Linked DNA regions of Homo sapiens: region 2 is linked to region 1. Evidence: chromatin contacts called from ENCODE Hi-C data. All regions are on one chromosome and are shown on one strand. Each heading gives the region's core, a stretch centred on a gene start or an enhancer-like site at or near the end of the contact. The rest is flanking DNA. Distances are from core to core; before and after follow the strand shown. Region 1 holds the start of TTK (TTK protein kinase). Region 2 overlaps LINC02542 (long intergenic non-protein coding RNA 2542).

The links. Hi-C counts contacts between places; a loop is a spot of excess contacts on that map. Pooled maps may share reads with other maps.
Region 2: a pooled map shows a loop between it and region 1 (3-fold over the local background). The contact joins the enhancer-like site here to the promoter of TTK in region 1. A Hi-C loop is called at or near these places in 2 of 50 pooled maps.

What each region holds. Positions count from the first base shown.
Region 1 is chr6:79,999,809-80,007,111 of GRCh38, reverse strand. It overlaps TTK (TTK protein kinase), which reads right to left and starts at 2,463. Exons shown (of 22, transcript NM_003318.5): 1 at 2,399-2,463; 2 at 1,130-1,270. The coding sequence starts at 1,268. RefSeq lists enhancers at 2,862-2,981, 2,552-3,426.
Region 2 is chr6:81,993,561-82,000,863 of GRCh38, reverse strand. The region is part of intron 3 of LINC02542 (long intergenic non-protein coding RNA 2542); the gene reads left to right. Among named protein-coding and RNA genes, the nearest start is that of LINC02542, 100 kb to the left of the region's middle. Within about 2 kb of position 3,288, at least 6 of the 41 ENCODE cell types and tissues checked have a DNase peak (open chromatin) inside an H3K27ac peak, as active enhancers do.

The DNA.
Region 1 (7,303 bases), core at 1,214-3,713:
ACAGAAACAGCAAGAATAACCTTCAGACAAAATGTTCACACTGAAATGTACTTTTTACTTTCTTCAGTGTTAGTTTTTTAAAAAGATAACTTGAATGTCAGTCTTCTGTTCAGGATATTTTGGTTATTACTAAGCAATATTAAATTCAGATTTCCAGAGAAGCTATTATTCCTTCTATTAACTTCAGTCACTTTCAACAAAGCCTACATCTTTACTTTTATAAATAAAATTTGTTTCTACTTTCTACTAAAATATAGTGCATGCATAACTTTGCTTTGTCGTTTTAAATTTAATTTGGTCTGACCTTAATTTTCTATTTTTACCTCCTATTGCTTTCCTAAGAAATTAGTCTGTGAAATGTCTAAAAAACACACATTGCCATCTGTGGCTTTGCAGATGCATTCCTCATGCCTGAGTACCCTATTCTTCCTCTAATCAACAAATAAAACATTTGTGTTTTATCATGCTAGTATTCCTATGATGCCCAGCATGCATTACAATGTAGCATAGTGAATATATAAATTCTCATCTAGAAAGAAACTATGGTTTTAAGCATCTTTGAATCTTCCTCAGTACTTAAAATACTCAATTGCCTTGATGTACAACCTTTGTTAGTGACATAATTAAGCACAATTATACTCCATTAAGATTTTGCTTAACACTAAAACTATCATTTTCTAGGTTTTTTCAAAGTGAACAGTCAGCCACCATGATTAGATCACAGGTTCTTCCATTTATTTTCAATTCCTCATCTATTTAAAGGTTAGTATAGATGTAAGAAAATTATCCAAAGGTCACCATTCAAATGACCAACCATTTGAAATACAGTAAAGAATCAGGCTTCTGAGCTAATACTTTTAGAAGAGCTAGAGTATTAAACTCTGGGCATTTTCACCCATTAATCATTGTTCAATAAATGTTTAAGTGCCTACCTACCATGTGCCAGACACCATTCAAAGTTCTGTGGATATAACAGACAAAAACCCTGCCATCATGTAGCCTGCATTCTAATGGAGGAGAAAGACAATAAACACATGAGTAAATTATAAATAAAGTGATTAGTACTATATCTTTACCTTAGAGGATACCCAACAAACAGTTACTAACTTAAAAGAAAAGAAAAACTCACCTGTAGTATCAGCAGAAATTTTATTCAAGCTTAGTTCATCAGTAAGGTCTTCATTTTTAAACTTATTTTTAATGTCTCTCACTTTGTTCATTATGGAATCAATTGTCAATTCTCTGCCACTTAAATCCTCGGATTCCATTTCTAAGAAAAAAACTGAACAGTCATAACTCCTACTTTAACTAGCATCAAAGAAAAAAATGCACTAGCTTTTTAGAACCCAGACGACTAAAGCATTCGTTTTGTGAACACATCTAAATGCAGCTATTATTAGGCTAGTATTAATGGAGGTAAGTGCACAACAACAAGGTACACATCTTTGTAATTTATTCACCAAGGTTTCATAGGCCAAGTATACTTTTTCCCCCAATATAACATCAATGACGTCACACTGTAGAAATCTGCAAATTTAGTGTCACTTAAAAAAAATATGATAGAGTGTTTGCTTGGATTTTGGTAGCGACATACACATAAAGATTGCTTGGATTCTGGTAGTGACATAGACATAAAGAATTCGTTTGGCAATGGGAATAACAATTCCTTTATTCGCCTGCTTTACTTGAGTAAATCTTCCAGTGCAAGTGCTTTCAAAGCAGAATATAAACATGATGGGGCTTTACTGATAATTAGGAAATCCGCAGATTTATTCTTGTGCATATCTAGCAGAATCACGATTTGCTACCTTAATCTAACACTAAGAAACTATTGTACTGGTACTGAGCACTTGCTTATCTGCATGGTGGTGGTGTTTGTTCAATAAAGTGTCTGCAGTCTTATTGTTAATCGTATCTTTGTGACTCTCAAACACCAACTCAGTGTCACTGATAACAATGCTGCCCCGTCTTCAGGTTTAACAATGAAAAAAAGTCATAAAGTTGCAGCAAGGTATCACTCCACCTCTTAAGTCAGGTTTGAAAGATAACTGTCAGATCACGGCCACCCGCTTCTTTCCCAGTTCTAACCCCCAAAACAAGAGAGACTGTCCTTTGGAAAACGATCTTGTGCGCAGGTACCCCACCACCCCTTCTTTCCAGCGTGGGCCACACCCACTTCTTACTTCCTCAACAAAACCTCCTGCATCACCCCACCGGCCAGACCCGCTGAGGCAGTGAGACATCCCCTCCCCCTCCAGCTCGTTTAGCCGCGTCGCATACCTGGCTCCGAGCTGCCCCCACCTCGCCCCACCCCTCACCGACCAGCGCTAACAATGAGCCCCTACACCGGCTGCGGCTGTTCCTCAGTGCGCCGGTGCACCGGTAAGACAGAACTTACCTACAGAAAGCTGCGCTGGGGAAATGAAAAGATGGAACCCAAACTCCTTTCCGCAAACACGTTTGAATTTCCCCGTCGCTATCACTACGGTCTCCTATTGGTCAATGCTAGCCACGTAGAAGCGACAGTCGTGATTGGTTCTTGTGCGACGGGGGCCGCCCCTCCTCCTGCGTCAGGCTAGGCCCGCCCCGGAAGAGCCTGCGGCCGCGACCCCACCCGTGCGGCGCCTGGGTTGGTAGGGTGCTGGCACTTTGCAGGCGTTCCCCGGACGCCCGTGGGCGGGCTTTCCTGGTCTTTCCAGTTTAACCAGGCCGAATTTTTGCCTGGGAGGTAGCCACTCCCGAGCAAACCTACCCAGTGAGAGGAATATAGGGGCAGGGACGGCTGCTCCTAGCATCAGGACCTAAAAGATGCACCTTGGGCCGGCCCTTTACTGACCCCACCGCCACCCTTCTCCTTCGTTTCCCGCGGTTCTCACAGCCTGGCTTAGAGAGGATGTGGCAAGAAAGGATCTTTCACTGAGCTACGTTCAGCCCTGCCGCCAGCTCAAGAATTTCAGTGCTTTTTATCCTTGAGCTTCTGCTTATGCCCTTCCATTATCCTTAAATGACTCCACGCTCTGTCTTCAAGCCAAGACCCTCCCCCTTGTCAAAATTCTGCGCAGAACTCAAGCGCCCATCGTGATTGCCCTGTCTGAAGTCGCCTTATCGGCCCCCCTCCCTCGAAGCCTGCCCCACTTAAGGGCTCAGGTGTCCTCAGGGGTAAAAACATCTCCCTAGTAATAATCTTCGCGGGTGCGAGGCTCTGCCGCTAAGTGGCTTTGTGGTCCAGGGCAACGGTTACTCCTCGTCTGCAAAACTAAAAGGGATGTGTCTGTTGTGCCAGCATTATGACATATATTCTGTGGTAGGACGGGTTGGTTTTGTGTATGTATAGGAAACTAACTGCAGCTGTCACTTGTTAACTCCAAAGCTATCCTTAGAACCCTCACATTCCCAGCTCTGGATAGCCACCCAGCTAGCGTGAGAGCCCTTCTCAATCACTTAATGCATCTTTCTGTGTCAGCTAGCTAGTATTTCTGCTTCAGCAGAGCAAAATGACTTGCTATACCATGGTTGGCTAATCACTTACCTTTGCACCATTGCATCTAATGCTTCTGCCTGGAAAGAGTTTATTATTCCTCCAATTCTCGTTGATCTGTTTGCGGCCTGATCACAAAGCTTGCATTTTCCTTAAAATACTGTTGCTGGATGACCTCACCCTAACACTTCTTTCTGTACTCTCGTTTGGTGGTCTCCTTCAGTCTTCTATTTTTAAATACCATCTATATGTTGATGGCTCCCAAATGTGTATCATTAGCTGAGCTCTCCTCAACTCCATACTCAGATATCCACTGCCTACTTATTAACATCTTCACTTACATGTCTCATACGCATCTTGAACTCAAAATGTCCAAAACCAAGCCCCTGATCTTCCTACCCAAACCTGTTTTTTTTACAAAATCTATAAAAGACAAATTCATTGTCTTAAATTTTTTAGCCCCAAAACCTTTGTGTCATCCCTGATCCCTTATCTAACTCATAAGCAGATTGAGTCAGGGCTGGCACAAGAGATTCCTGGACTCCTACCAGTTCTCCCCACCTCCACTGCCACCACTTCAGTCCAAGGCATCTGCATCACTTAACTGATGTTACCTGCAGTAGCCTCCTGGCTGGTCTCCCTGCTTCTGCCCTTGCCTCACCTCAATTTATTCTCTGACATAGCAAAGTCATCTTAAATCAGATTATGTCACTACTTTGCTCAAAACCCTTCAGTGCTCCCTTTCTAGCTCGGAATAAAATCAAAAGTCCTTGTGATGGTCTGTGACTATTGAGCACTTGAGTATGTCTAGTGCAACTGGGAACTGAATTTTTAAATCAATTAACCTTAATTGATTAATTAAATTTATATTTAAATTTGAAAACTGATATCTAATGGGATTATTTTTAAACTATTTAAAGTAATTTTTTTTGCTTTCTTTTTTCTAAACTTGCATTAGTCATGAATTTATTGGAAGACTTTTAAGTATACTTGGAACAATGTAAGTATATGAACCTACTTTTTCAACTGTAAATTTTGTGAGAACCAAATGCAGATGAAGTATTTCCAGTGAAAGTGTCTGAGTATGAAATGTGATGTACTGTTAAGTATAAAATACACTCTGGATTTTGAAGACTGAATAAGAAAAAGTAATAAACATTGATAATTTTAAAAATATCAATTACAGGTTAAAATGATATTTTTGCTATATTGAGTTAAATAAAATATATTATTAAAATTAATACCACCCCATCACAGAGGAGACTAAGAAGACATGACAACTAAATGCACTGTGATATCATAAACTGGATCCTGAAACAGGAGGATGACATTAATTGAAAAATTAGTAAAATTCAAATAAAGTCTGAGGTTTAGTTAATGAAAATGCACTAATGTTGGTTTCTTGGTTTTGAAAAATGCATCACAGTAATGCGAGATCTTAACAGAAAAACAATGAACAGTATACAGCAATTCACTGTACTATTTAATACACTTGGAATTTTTTTGTAAATTAAAAATTATTCAAAAATAAAAAGTTTATGAAAATTTAATTTCACCTGTTTCTTTTTATACTTTAATATGGCTAGTAGGAAATTGAAAATTACATATATAGCTTACATTGTGTTTCCACTGGACAGCGGTGATCTGTAAAATCCTACAGTTTTACCTATTTGACCTATTTATTTATCTTGTTTATTTTCTGACTCTCCAAACTTTACCCCCACTAGAATGTAAACTCCATAATACAGGAATTTTTGTCTACTTTGTTCATTACAGCATCCTTAGTGCTTAGAACAGTGCCTGGTACATTTGTAGGCACTTAATAAATGTTAGCTAAATACTAATATTTACAACCATTAGAGTATTTAAGAATCCTATTTTATTTAACACATTTGTATACTTCTTGCATCACAGTTTCTCATTTGGCTTTAAATCAGCTGCATCTGACAGTGAATAAACTTGTTCATTTTCAGAGTCAAGCCTTTCACAAAGCAATAAAATTAGCCATAAGATTATGACTTATTGTAAGATGGTAAGTTTCACATTTTTGTCACATAAACAAAAGTTTCGAATGTTTAACTTTGTCATTATCATCATGAAACTTTTTTGCTGATCTTTGACTTCTCTGTCAGCACAGCTGCCTTTTTTATTCCATTATTTATTTACTTATTTATTTAAATCCCCTCCAAGGAATTTTTTTTTCAATTATTGAGGTCATTGTTACACAAGCTCAGTAAGGCCCAAACTTTGATTTTAGAAACTAATTATTATACATGAATTTATTTTGTGCATATACAAAAGTTAAATTTCTGATCAATAATAAATCCAGTTCTTACAGCATGCAATCAGTTGTGTGCTGCTTTATGGTGGTTTATTCTGGATAAAACATTACTAGTGTATGCTGATTTTAGTGCATTTAGGAGTGACGTGAGCCCATAAGAATGTTGAGACCTGTATGAATACTGTCAGGAAAGCTAACTATCACAGAATGGACCAAGCCATACCCAAAAGAAAAGAAAATAATGCCAAGGAGAGGTACCAACGTACCTCATAGATCACAAAGAAAAACAGCAATGACAGCTTAGATTATGTTCTACAAAGGAAAACAGCAGTGACGAGTTAGGACCACTACTTGGACATCAGGTATTATTTAATCATGCAGGCAATAAACTATGCTAACAAACAGCAGAAGAAAAGTAGGATTCTCAGTTCCTATTTTTCTTTTTTCTCCAATATGAAGAATAGCAGTCAGACTGACAATCTTAAAAATAAATACAGGACAGGCTATATAAGAAAGACATTTAAATTCCATCCAAACTCTCTGACACAAATGAAGTGTGTGTGTATGTATGTGTGTGTGTGTGTGTGTGTGAGAGAGAGAGATAGGCTCTGGCTTTGTCACCCAGGCTGGAGTGCAGTGGTGTGATCTTGGTTCACTGCAACTTCTACCTCCTGAGCTCAAGCCATCCTTCCACCTGAGACTCCCAAGTAACTAGTACTACAGGTTCATGCCACAACACCCGACTAATTGTTGTATTTTTTGTAGAGACAGGGTTTTGCCATGTTGCCCAGGCTGGTCTCAAACTCCTGAGCTCAAGCAATGCACCTGCCTCGGCCTCCCAAAGTGCAGGGAAGCATTGTGATGGTCTGTGATTACCATCACACCTGGCCATAATTTTTTTTTAAATGTATCCAGGTTGGGTGCAGTGGCTCATGCCTGTAATCCTAGCACTTTGGGAGGCTGAGGCGGGGCAGATCACCTGAGGTCAGGAGTTCGAGACCAGCCTGACCAACATGGAGAAACCCCGTCTCTACTAAAAATACAAAATTAGCCAGGCGTGCTGGTGCATGCCTGTAATCCCAGCTACACGGAAGGCTGAGGCAGGAGAATCACTTGAAACTGGGAGGCAGAGGTTGTGGTGAGCCAAGATCTCGCCATTGCACTCCAGCCTGGGCAATAAGGGCGAAACTCTGTCTCAAAAAAAAAAAAAAAAAAAATATATATATATATATATATATATATCTCCATACATTTTCAGTCTCTGCTATATAGAGAGAGCCTCACGTAGTTGGTTAATATACCACAATATCCTGAAGAAAATAAGCAGGATATTGAAAAAAAACGTGCAAATATAATCCCAGAAACATTGCTGGCAATCTCTGAAAAGTCATAATAAGTAGAAGCAATGATAGAAAGCCAGAAATGGATGGACAAGTGTTACCTTTTTGGAAAAGGTAGAATTTGGAAGCTATTAATCTCTATAATCTCAATGTAGATTTTAGAATTTTAGACCCCTTCTGGGATCAATTACCGAACTGTTTGGA
Region 2 (7,303 bases), core at 2,039-4,538, 2.0 Mb before region 1:
AGCTTTTCTCTTGCTGATTTCAAAATTCTCTGACTTTGATTTTTGACAATTTGATTAAGATGTGACTCAATGAAGATCTCTTTATGCTCAACCTATTTGGAGTTCTTTGGGTTTCATGTAGCCACATGTTCATTTCCTGCTCCAGATCTGGGAAGTTTTGTGTCATCATTTCTTTCTTTCTTTCTTTCTTTCTTTTTTTTTTTGAGATGAAGTTTCATTGTTGTTGCCCAGGCTGGAGTGCAATTATGTGATCCTGGCTCATTGCAACCTCTGCCTCCCAGGTTCAAGTGATTCTCCTGTCTCAGCCTCCTGAGTAGCTGGGATTACAGGCATGCACCACCATGCCTGGGTAATTTTTTGTATTTAATACAGACAGGGTTTCACCATGTTGGTCAGGCTGGTCTTGAACTCCTGGCCTCAGGTGATCCACCCTGCTCAGCCTCTCAAAGTGCTGGGATTACAGGTGTGCACCACCACACCCGGTCATCATCATTTCTTTAAATAACCTTCTAGCCTTTTTCTTTTTCTCTGATCCTTCTGAGATTTCCATGATATGCTTATTGGTCTGCTTGACAGTGTCCCATAAGTCCTATATGCTTTCTTCACTCTTTTCATTATTATTGTTATTATCTTTGTTCCTCTGACTGGGTAATTTCAAATGATCTGTCTTAGTGTTTGCTGGTTCTTTCTTCTACTTGACTGATTCTTCTATTGAAGCTCTCTATTCTTTTTTTCACTTTAGACATTGTATTCTTTGGCTCCAGAATTTGTTTGGCTCTTTTTTTGTGGTTTCTCTGTCTCTATTGAACTTCCGATTTTCTTTTCATGTATTGTTTTCCTGATTTTGTCTAGTGTTCTGCACTCTCTCATAGTTCACTGAGCTTTAGGATGGCTATTTTGATTTACTTATCATGGAATTTATAAATCTCCCTTTCTTTGGGGTTAGTCCACTGGAGCTTTATTTTGTTACTTTGGTGCTGCTATATTTCCTTGATTCTTTGTGCTCCTTGTAGACTTGTGTTACTCTTGTTGCATTTGAAGAAGTAATCGTCTTCTCTACTCTTTACTGACTGGCTTCAAGAGAGAAAGACCTTCACCAGCAAGCCCAGCTAGAGATTCTGGGAGTCTCTCAGACTTTTTCTGGATGTATCAATTTTACTCTTCTTGTTCTCTATAAGAGGAGAAATTTTAGGGGTTGTGTGCTGTCTCTGGATTCTGCAACACCAGGTCTGGTGCTATGAGGCTCCCATTTATTTTTCCTAGGGCAATGTTCAAGGTTATTCAAATCAGCAGGGTTGAGCTGTCTGCTAAGATCCACACCTTCTGTTGAGATATGTGTGCTATGAATGGGATTTTATGTGGGCTATGCACAGGGTACTGTCCATGGGGAGGGCATGTGGGGTCCTGGAGGCATGTGTCAGCTGATTATGATGGTCCTCAGGTGAGTCATTCTGCGGGCAAACCTCTTGGTGGAATGTGAAAGCTGATTAATAGGATTTATGTCTAGCCTTTTCAGTGCGTCCACTCTTGGATTTTGTGTTCCCCTGGAGTGCTGAAATATCAGTTAGACTCTGTGATTCCCACAAAGATATACTCATCCATGGGTAGTTACCAAAATTGGTGTTTTGGCGGGGCATGACATCTAGAATCTCCTAATCCATCATCTTGCTGACATCCCTCCCTGTTTTCATTGTTGTTATTTTATTTAATTAATTAATTTTTTTTTGAGATGGAGTTTCACTCTTGTTGCCGAAACTGGAGTGCAAGAGCACAATCTCGGCTCACTGCAACCCCCACCTCCTGGGTTCAAGTGATTCTACTGCCTCAGCCTTCCCGAGTAGCTGGGATTACAGGTGCGTGCCACCACACCTGGCTAATTTTTTGTATTTTTAGTAGAAACAGGGTTTCACCATGTTAGCCAGACTGGTCTTGAACTCCTGACCTCAGGTGATCTGCCCGCCTTGGCCTCTCAAAGTGCTGGGATTACAGGTATGAGCCACCGTGCCCAGCCTTCGTTGTTCTTATTATTATTATAAGATGTCCATTTATCTTCATGTATAGCTGATAATGCTCCAGTTTTTATTCTCATGGTGATTCATATGGGAAAAGTTAGTTTGTATGATTATTTAGGAGTCATCGTTCCTTCATTTTAGACAGTTTTGCTTACTTTTTAGGAAAAAAAAACAAAATTTGATCTAACCTAAATGTGAATTATGATTCAGAAGAGTGGAAGGCATTATCATTTCTGTGGCTTCAAATACCAATGTTGCTTGTTTATCTGTGTTGCTAAGGTTGACTTTTGTTGCTCTCCCTCATGTATTGGGATTAACCACACTGACTGAATGGGGATTCTTATGGTTTGAATTCTGTCCCCTCTAAAAATATTGAAGTCCTAACTCCCAGTACCTGTAAATTTGACCTTATTTGGAAACAGGGTCTTTGTAGATGATCAAGTTATGGTGAAGATTGCATCTTTATAACAAAGAGAAGTTTGGACATGGAGATACATGCGCACAGAAAGAATGTCATGTGTAAATTGGAGTTAGGCTCCCCAAATCCAAGGAACTCCCAGAAGCTAGGAGACAGACCTGGAACCATCCTTCTAAGGTTGATGCCTTTGGGGTGAACATCCTGCTGACACCCTAATCTCAGGTTTCAGGCCTCCAGAACTGTGAAACAATAAATTTCTGTTGTTTGAGCCACTCGGTTTGTGGTACTTCGTTAAAGCTGACCTAGAAAACTAATAAAGGGCTATTATATAGGAATCCATACTTTTCATGGTTGCCCCATTAGCACTCTATATTAAAAGTTCTATATTAGGAGAGTTTGAGGGAGCACAAACTGTCAAAACCACACCTAGGAGAAGTTTATTTCAGAAACAGAAATTAAAGAGTCACTCAAGCTGGTAAATGTACTGAGTCTTTAGGCCCATTATACTAATCTGTCTCTGATGTGCCTGGCCCATGGGAGTTACTTGTAACTTATGAGATGCAAAACCCTGTTGGGCTCATATGTGACTGGGAAGTGCCCATCATTCATTCATTTCTATTTTATTAGATCTTAGGATATTTAATGTGCCAGTATTCAGAGTAATAAAGATAGAGCTGTGAGTAAAAGTCTGCCAGGAAATTGGTAATGAAAATACTTTTGTGGGTGACACAGCAATTTCACCCACTCACATTTAACTGAAAAGTTCTCTTCATAGAGACCAGATAACCCAAGCTGTGCTGTGCTGTTTGACACGTACATATTTCCCCTTTCATCATAATTACTCTGCTGGCCAGTGTGTGGGTACTGTTTTTTTTCCCCTTGAGGAGCAAGTTTTTTTTTTTAAGAGAGGAGGAAGAAAGACAGGAAAGTTGTTTGCTTGAGTGTAGAAATGCCATCGTGAAGTAAGACATTTTAAAAAATTCTCTTATTTCTGGCATGCTGCGTAGTTGTAATTCCACAGTATATAGATTACTTTAACATAGCTAGAAGCAGCTTGATTACATTTTATATCGGGGTAAAAATGCCCCTGGCTATTGGTATACAGCTGGGAAGGAATTTTATGGCTGAACTGAAGCAAATCTGAAAAGTGAGGAGGCCTGACTAAACCCTCTTTCATCATGCCACTAAAATCACTGTTTAGTGTTAGTTTCTGAACCAAGGTATGAGTCACAAATTTAAAAAGCCTCAAGAATATGTGCTTGCAAAATAATGTGTACCACTTTCCTTTACTGGAAAAAATTAGCTGATATACATTTAAGACTTATAAATGAGATATAAAGTCAAATAGTAGTGCATGCCTGCTATGTCTAAGGACTTTGCTGGGCCCTGTAAGAAACACAAGGAAGGGTAAGTTAGGTGTCTAATCTGAAGAATCTGAATGCCTATCCAAGAAGTCAGGTCAAATATAGTTAAAATGTTAACAGGAGACTGAGTAGTATATAATCTGAGTCAAATGGATGATATAGCAGACAGTAAATGCAATAGGAATTCAAAAGAAGGAAAGGTCACATTAACTCAATCAGTTATTCATTCGTTCTTTTGATCAGCAAATATTTATTGAGTATGTATTATATGTCATGTACTGGCCTGAGTGAAACAATTTAATATGCACATGGCATCCAGTATGAATGCGGCAGTCTAAGTTCTTGATTACAGTCACACCTGTGATCTGACCTTCTCATCTGACCTCTACTTTAACCCCATTTTACAGATGAGAAAATCAAGACTTAGCACTCAAAAAAACAAGCTAACTAATTCAAATGAGTATTTGAGTTAAACCTGATGGTTTGAGTAACAGTTTTCAGAGATGACTCAGAGGTATGAGGTCTGGGTGCTTGAGAGGCCTATGAACCAAAATAGTCATCGAGTGAGTGTGTGTTTAGGGGAGATGAGAAATTTTATTTTAAATATATTGAGTTAAAAGCAATGGTGGGATGTCTATGCGAACCAACCACTTCGTCTTTGGAGATGTGGGCCTGCATCTTTGATAGCTAAAGATTTGGGTGGCATACATATAGAAATGATAATTGAAGTATTAATAGTCAATGAGTTTTCCAGAAGAAGTAGTATGAATATTTGAGAGAGGGGGCAAAGGTTCCAACCTTGTGAAAAGCCTGTGTTTGGGGAGGTGGGGAAGGATTGACAAAAGCAGTCATCAAAGTGACCAACAAGAAGGAATAGCTTCAGGAAATGCTGCCTCATCCCAGAGGTTGATAGCATTACTTCAAGATGAAACATGTTAAAAACTACAAGGAATGCAAGGAGAAAGAGGGCAAAACAGAAACAGAAAAAGGGCCTTTGAGGATAGCAACAATGCAGATTTGTGGTTCTTGGGAAGGTTCAGTGAAGAAGGAGGAGCCAAACCAGATTACTTTAAGAGATGGGAGCATAGAGAGGAATGAAAGTAGTGGATATAAACTATTCAACTGGGGGGAATTTAAAAAATTTAAGTGTGAAATCTTTCAACTGAAAAGTAATTATCCAATGTTGTTTTTCACTTTGTCCAAAGATTAGATTAATATTACCCTCCTAATGAAATGAAAGCAGCATTCTACTTTCCTGATTCCTTTAATTGCTCTTACTGCAATGTTGGCAGACTGCTTTAGGGAATTATCTGAAATCTGATTCCTATTAGATTCAGAATTTAGTCATCATCATGGTTCAGAGAGTAAGACATGGAAGAACAAAATCAACAAAGATCATGCCCTGTGCCAGATCAGAGAGAAGAGGAATACTGTGCTCTTTCATGGCAGGTCCAGTGCTTTTGGTAGTCTCCATTTATTCCCACTGCCCAGCAAGTCTCAGCACGTGGCAAATGCTTTACAATATTTATTTGATGTAATGTGGAAGTATTAATTGTGGAGATAATGATTTTACTGTGCATACTTCTTTTTGGACTCTTTAAACATGAATTACCTGGTGGCATCCAGGATCGAAGGCTTAAAGGCAGTGTTTAAACCAAAAGGCCATCACTAATAAGCTCACTACAAAAACAAAGACTACATGAATCTAATGGCTTTATGCTATTCTCCAATTTGCCACCTTTTTAAAGGTTTTTAGAGCTTAGATGTGGAAATTTTTCAGGTGAGTAGAGTTAAGATGATGCTGTAATGCATCAACATGACTTAAAGCAGATGAAACATTTTCTGTTACCCCTCTTAGAATGACCAAGTCATGTTTTATTTACAATTTACATTCACCTTTTCCTAAAGGGGTTTGATGTGCCATATAAAACTATATTAATGTAAAAGTTACAAGTAGGATTAGAAAGAAGAGTAGAGCAGCAAGCATCTGTAAGGGACAGAGAGAGGACATGTTTTTAGACTGTTAAAATAAAACCTTTTTTATAACAGGACATTGAGTTTGCCTCTTTGTGTTTCCTGGTAGCTCAGGCAAAGCTGAAATAGTTTGGATATAATTTTATTGTTGGTTAAAATAATCACAGGAACCAAGCTCTAGGAGGAATCTGTCATGCAGTTTCTTACATAGGTGGTTTGGAGGAACACAGCAGTCAGTGTTTTAAGCACAAAATCACGCAATACCCAGGTAAAATGTTGAACAAAGTACCTTTTATGTTGCCCTCTATAAAGTTTGAAGGTGTAACATTAAATTGAACCCCAGGGAAGATACTTCCACTGGAGCATGGGAGAGAGTAGTTGCCAGATAGTGAATTGCTTTTTTTAAAAAAACTGTTTATATACTTTTGTATTATGAAAGTAATTCAAGTAGATAAATCTATAAAGATAAAATAAAAAGAAATGCATTTATAATTTCAACATCACTTTGTCGAAATATTAGCAAACTAATATTTGCTTTGTTGCCACAATGAATAAATGCATGTGTCTAAACATATGAATATAAATTTACATATGGTATACAGATGTATATTATGAATGAGAACATATAGTGCATATAAGCATTTGGAATTGAGATATATCTATGTCTATATATCTATATGGATATATGATTTTGTATTAGTCTTCCATTTAATAAAAAATCATGCCCATTTCCTCATGAAAACTATTTTAATGGTTAATAATTCTTTATGCAAATAATTTATAATTCATTGAACTCTCAGTTGTTGGGAAATTTGTGTTTTATTTTATTAAGGATATTATCGCTGTGATATTTGTTGCAAATACATTCATAGTTTATGATTTGCCTTTTAATTTAATCTTTGGTATTAGAAACTTTCATTTTTATTTAGTCAATCTTTTCCATTGTAATTTTGTTTCTGCTTTTTTTCCATAAAGTCTTCCTCGTCTGGTTCATTTTTCAACTTTGAAAAGCTGAAATTTAGCTAGGCAATGATTATGCCTACTAAAACCTAGACTTAGGCAAGTTATGATTTTTAACAAGAAAAATATAATATTCCCAGGCAGAAGAATGTAATTTTAAGTAGTGAAGAGAAAAAAATATGACCGAAATGATAAAGTCCCAAGTCTTACTAGGAAGACTTTTCCCTTTACGTTTTCTTCTTTGCTATAGTTTGAAATGTCTTCCCCACTCCAAAGTGGTATGAATGTGTTTCTAAATTTTCTTCTAGTTCTTTTATACTTTCACCTCTTACACTTAAATTTTATTCATTTGGATTATTTAACTTGGTATATGTGAATACATCTAAATTATTTTATTTCAAAATGAACCTGAATCTCAGCACCATTTTTAACAAATCACCCTTTCCCACTGATGTGAAATGTTATTTGCTAATGTTCTGTTACACTCTATTTCTTAGGACTCCTGCCCAGTCCTAGCGTTTCTAACCAAAATTGTGTATAGCTTTCTCTTTACATCTTTGTCCTTTTAATTTTGT